2 separate regions of the Homo sapiens genome follow, and region 2 is linked to region 1. A link is an interaction called in ENCODE POLR2A ChIA-PET data of the cell type or tissue named here. Cell type or tissue: OCI-LY7. All regions are shown on one strand. Each heading gives the region's core, and the rest is flanking DNA. Links, peaks and the distances in the headings are about the cores only.

What was found. ChIA-PET counts read pairs that join two places held together with the same protein. Peaks named below come from ENCODE experiments on the same cell type or tissue, not always from the same donor. Only the 100,000 strongest peaks of a DNase experiment are listed, where the experiment ranks them.
Region 2: POLR2A ChIA-PET joins it to region 1 with 5 read pairs; 2 of 35 experiments call an interaction of 5 or more read pairs at or near these places.

The regions. Positions count from the first base shown.
Region 1 is chr18:62,589,737-62,592,652 of GRCh38, reverse strand. No RefSeq gene overlaps it. Among named protein-coding and RNA genes, the nearest start is that of ZCCHC2, 68 kb to the right of the region's middle. In OCI-LY7, for the core only: no CTCF peak of the experiment used is centred there; no DNase peak of the experiment used is centred there.
Region 2 is chr18:62,743,052-62,745,967 of GRCh38, reverse strand. All of the region lies in intron 1 of PHLPP1 (PH domain and leucine rich repeat protein phosphatase 1), which reads right to left. Among named protein-coding and RNA genes, the nearest start is that of PHLPP1, 29 kb to the right of the region's middle. In OCI-LY7, for the core only: CTCF peaks have their summits at 1,615 and 1,814; a DNase peak (open chromatin) is centred at 1,657; H3K27ac peaks cover 966 bases.

The DNA of each region.
Region 1 (2,916 bases), core at 290-2,789:
TCCCAGTCTATGGCTTGTCTTTTCATCTTCTGAACAATGTTGTTCAAAGAGCGGAGTTTTAATTCTGAGGAAGTCCAATCTATTAATATGTACTCTTACGGATTTTACTTTCACCTAAGAAATCTTCGCCTAACTCAAGGTCACAGAGGTTTTTTCCCGTTTTCTTCTATAACGTTTATAGTTTTTGCTTTTACATTTAGATCTATGAGCCATTTTGAATTAAGTTTTCTATATGCAGCAAGACATGGATTGATCCTTGGTTTTCTCCACAACCCTATTATTACCACTTTGCAGATAAGAATTAAGTCATGTAATTATTGGCCCCAAAGCAGAAGAGTCAGGAAGTAAATCCAGGTTTTTAGGCCTCTGAAGTTTGTGCTTTTTTTTTTTTGAAATGGACTCTCACTCTGTCTCCCAGACTGGAGTGCAGTGGCACGATCTTGGCTCACTGCAACCTCTGCCTCCCAGGTTCAAGCAATTCTCCTGCCTCAGCCTCCCAAGTAGCTAGGATTGCAGGCACGTGCCATCATGCCCAGCTAATTTTTGTATTTTTAGTGGAGATGGGCTTTCACCATGTTGGCCAGGCTGGTCTCGAACTCCTGACCTCAGGTGATCCTCCGTCTTGCCCTCCCAAAGCATTGGGATTACAGGCATGAGCCATCTCGCCCAGCGGAAGTTTGTGCTTTTAACCTAATGGTTTTTTAATGTAATGTGCATCTGAATGGCCCGCCCCAGGCATTCTGTGCAGTGGGGCTAGGCTGTGCCCTGGAGGCTGCATTTCACAGGCTTCCTGGTTGGTGGTCCTTGGACTGCACTGGGAGAAACACTGTGACAGCTGTGCTCCACCACTTCGCACTGGACTTTAAGGGCCTTTCCAAACGTTTTCAATCAAGAAGTGCTACCATTCTTTGCCAGAATAAACACACCTCCACTTTCAATTAGGTGGAGAGTCTGATTTAAAAGGAAACTGAGATTGCGAACCAGCTGGGCACAATGATTTATTTTCACTGGGGACAGAGAAACTCCAGAACAGGTCACTTCCTCCTTGGCCATCGTTTTTCAACATAGCCAGAAACAGGCATATTTTAACATCAAACTCCCCAGAAGATACTCGGCTATTCTGAAGTATCAGAGCATTGCGTTATCAGGAGGCGGGGAGGGTGGGAGAAGCGTTCTGGAGACCCACAGGAAAAGCCCTCCGTGGGCTGAACTTCCCTTCCACGGCCGTGTCGTGACTTCCCACCCTGCAGGAAGCAGACAGGATTGGGACTGCTGTCTACTGTTCCACCGAGGCCTTACCAAGGTCTGTGTGTGCTTTCTAGAAAGAAGGCACATTTGCACGGGGAGACAGGGGAGGGGGAGGCAACACCTGCAAACCCTGCTTGAAGCCTCTAAGTTTAGAAACCTGGGAACTTGCTTCTCCAATGTGCACATCTCTATAAATACACTAGGGAGGAGCTCAGTCCCGTGTGTCCCAAATAAGGTCAGGCAATGTGATGAGGGGACATCCTTTAGGTCACAATTTCTGTACTCTGGGTAGGGCAGGTAATAAAAAGGGTCAGCAAGGGCCCAGCCCCTGAATAGTGGCTGGTTGTCCCTATAGGGGAAGGACTTGAAAGCCCCCAGTGTCCACGCCTTCTGCTGATGGAGCTGTGCCAGCTCTGGGTTGAGGACTTCCCACCTTCGGCCCGTTGCTGAATGTACAAGGAGGCAGCACTGGAGACTGCCCAGCAATGCATCTAACAAGAATAAAGACAGAGAGAAACCTCTGACTGTTCTCTGTCCCTTAGCGTCCTTAAATTTTAGTTTCACTGCAATAAAAAGAACAAAGCATTAAGACAATGAAAAGACAATCCACAAACTGGGAGAAAATACTATATTTCCAAATCACTCATCTAATAAAGGACTAGCATCCAAAGTATACAAAGAATTCTTAACACTCAACAATAAGAAAATGACCCAATAAGATCTGGACAGCTCACCGAAGATGGCAAATAAGCATATGAAAAGATGAAAAGACGTTCCACATCATAGGTCATTAGAATTGCCAATTAAGACAACAATGTTAATTGTTGTAAGACAACACCTATCAGAAAGGTTAAAATGCAAAATACTGACACCTCCAAATGCTAGTGAGGATGTGGAGCAACAGGAACTCTCATTCATTGCTGGTGGGAATGCAAAAATGGTAGACACTTTGGAAAGACAAGTTTGGTCGTTTCTTAACAAAACTAAACACTCTCACCACATGATCCAGCAATCACATTCCTTGGTGTTTACCCAAATGAGCTGAAAACTTATGTCCACGTGTATGTTTACAGCAGCTTTAGTCATAATTGCTAGAATGTCAAAGCAACCAGGATGTCCTTCAATAGGTGAATGGATAAGGTGTGGGAATCCATATAACATTCTATTACTCAGCAAGACCAGAAACGAGCGATCCAACCCCAAAAAGGCATGGAGGACCTGAAATGCGTCCTGCCGAGCAGTAGCAGACAACCTGAAAACGCTCCAGACTGCAGGATCCCAACTACATGACATTCTGGAAAAGGCAAAACTAGGCAGACAATAAAAAGATAAGTGGGCCGGATGCGGTGGCTCACGTCTGTAATCCCAGCACTTTGGGAGGCCGAGGCGGGTGGATCATCTGAGGTCAGGAGTTAAAGACCAGCCTGACCAAGAGATGGTGAAACTCTGTCTCTACTAAAAATACAAAAATTAGCCAGGCATGGTGGCGGGCGCCTGTAATCCCAGCTACTCGGGAGGCTGAGGCAGGAGAATCACTTGAACCTGGGTGGCAGAGGTTGCAGTGAGCTGAGATCACACCACTGCACTCCAGTCTGAGTGACAGTGAGATTCCGTCTCAAAAAAAAAAAAAAAAAAATGGTTGCCAGGGATTCAGGGGAGGGAGGATGA
Region 2 (2,916 bases), core at 297-2,796, 150 kb before region 1:
GAAATCCAGTGGTCAGCAATTCAGATCTAACACCTCTGACCCAGTCTCTGACACAGTTCACTATATACTAGTACAGTATTTGGATTTCAAATCTTTATAGTTTTCCTCCAGATTGTAAAAATTCTTATCATAGATTCATATGTAGAACACTGGCCAACATTTACTACCAGTAACTTTTTTCAATTCAGTCACTAAAAGAGGCAAGAGTAACATTAAGAATTTTAATTTTAATCATGAATTTTTCAAAGATTTGGTTTAGTGATTATAATTTCAATACTGAAATGGTTTAAAAAATGTAAAGTATTTGGTAAATACAGAACGGTGGTACTATTAAAATTACTCCAAAAAACCTCTAATTTCTTGCAACACTATAGCACATCCCCGTCACTCACCACTGCACTATGTGAAGGCACCCACATGCTCTCAATGAGAGTTCTCACCACCCACAAATGCCACTGAAGGACTGCTTAAAATTGAAACACCTCACTTTTAATAGTACCACTTGTTGACAATTTTTAACAGTATAAAATGAGCTAGATTTCTTAATGCAATGTTAGTTTATTGATTGTTTGGAGTCATTCAAACTACATTTTCATGTAATAACCACTAGGGAATAAGAATTTAGCCTATACTAGAACATGCAACTGGTAACGTGTTTACTTTTCCTGTTCTCTTAATCATGATAAACTAAATATTCTCCTGGAGTCAAAGGGTACAGAACCTGACCCCACCCACACTTTTTATCAAAGGTTGTCAGCAGCAAGTAAAGGTTCAGGCAGGCTTAACATCTACCAAAAAAATTAAAACCTCAACTCTAATTTCAAAGTATGCATTAGTATAACAAATAAGATTACTAAACCCTAAAATGCAATGGTATTAAAATTATTATTGTTTTTAAATGATATCCAAATGCCAGGTTTTAAAACATTACAAAATTACACCAGCTATACCTCCTAAACTATCTTCAAGTTTGTGGGCTCTATCCATGCTGTACTTCCTTCCTTTGGACATAAACCAAATGGAGGAATTCAAACTCCAAATTCTTAGGCCAAGAAAGGAAAGCCTAGCTAATGTTTAAAAATCTATTATTAAGAAGCCTATCCCTGATTTACATGTGACTAATGTCTAAGCTAAACATGTGCATATCTACACAAATTATTTATAATATTGTACAGTGTTATAATAGTAACATACCATGATTACAATCACTTCCAGTAACACATGCCAGTGGAGGAAGTAGAGGTGCTAACATCACTGAAGTTTCAAACATGGATGTGCATTACATGATCTGTTTATCTTCCTATGCCTTCATTATCAGGTTGATTTACTGGTTCCTTTTCTCCCTTACTCATTCAATAAGAATTGAGCACCTACTATACACCAAGCCTTCTGTTAGGCACTAAAAAACCAATATCCACAGTCCAAGGGAGAGGCACATGAGAACAAATTCATGCAATGCATGGAGTCAGGCTTAAGACAGAGGTATGAAGCACAGCAGGAACTTCAGCTGGCACTCTGACCACTCTCTGAATAAACATCAATTCTTAGACAGTGAAACAGCTCAAATACCAGCTTGGAGAAAACATGAGGCAAAAAATGCATTGAATTTCAGAGACACCACACAAATAAAGGTAATCTCTGTTCCTCTAAGTCAGGGTTCACAAACCCAGCAGGCCTCTGGGACCAGGCAGGAAGCCTGTATGAGGAGTGTGCTCGCACCAGGTGCGGGCATGCGCCCTCTGAAGGAGCCCCACCACTCACCAGAGGCATTGCCACAGAAGCTGGGGTGCCCAGATACTCTGATTTTTTAAAACAGAATTTAAAAAAAGAAGAAATCTTGATTCTTAAGGGAACTTTACAATGTCTAACTCATGGCAATTAACTTTAAAGTATTTCCAATTGTGCCTACCAAACAAAACACACCTGTGAGCCACATGTGTCCCACGGCACCAGTTTTGGACCTCTGCTCTAAATCCAGCAAAAGAAGATCCAACTTACCTCTCCACATCAAAGTAGTAAACATTAAGCAAAACTCAAAAAAATTAAAAAGCCTATCAACATATATGTCCAAAATTTCAATGTAACCACCACAGAGATGCAGTCACAAAAACTCACCCTGTGAGAAACTCTACAGGACAAATAACCTGGTTTTTTCAACAAGTAAATTGCAAGGAAAGAGAGGGAGAGGGGGAGGGTGGAAGAGGAGAGGGAAGAAGAGCTGGAGAGGCGGGAAACCTAAAATTAAAAGAAATTTAAAAGACATAAAAAATGCAATTACTAGGTTTGGACCACATTTGGATCATAATTCAAACCAAAAATGTAAGATTAATGGAAATTTGATCACTGACTAGGTAATTGCTGAAAAATAGGAATTAGTGTTAATTTTTAAGAAAATAACAGTGTCATCGTTTTGACTGAAGTACTTCCAAAGGAGTATTTCTGTATGGCGATACTTAAGTTTAGAGGTATTTATGGATGAAATGATATGAGATCTAGGATTAGTTTCAAAATAACCTAAGCAGAGGAAGGTGATTCGAGATAAAGTAAGACTGGCCATGAGTTGGCAACTGCTGATGCTGGGTAATGATTACGTGAGAGTTCATTACATTATTTTGCCTACTTTTGTAATTGTGTTTAAATTTTCCGTAATAAAAAAAAATTCTAAAAAAAAAAAAGCTGTTTTTAAGTTTTTCCTATTCACTATCACTTAATCTACTCAAAAATAGGGAAATGATGCACAGGATTAAGACAACCAAGAGAGGGAAAAAGAACAGAAAATAATACTTCAATAATAACTATAAAGAAACTAATTAACCTGCCCCTTAATTTAAAAATAATTGACTTTGTAAGTAACCCTGGGACCTCTCTTGTTTATGGATAAAAAGTGTAAAAAAAAAATCCTAAGCAAGTATAATT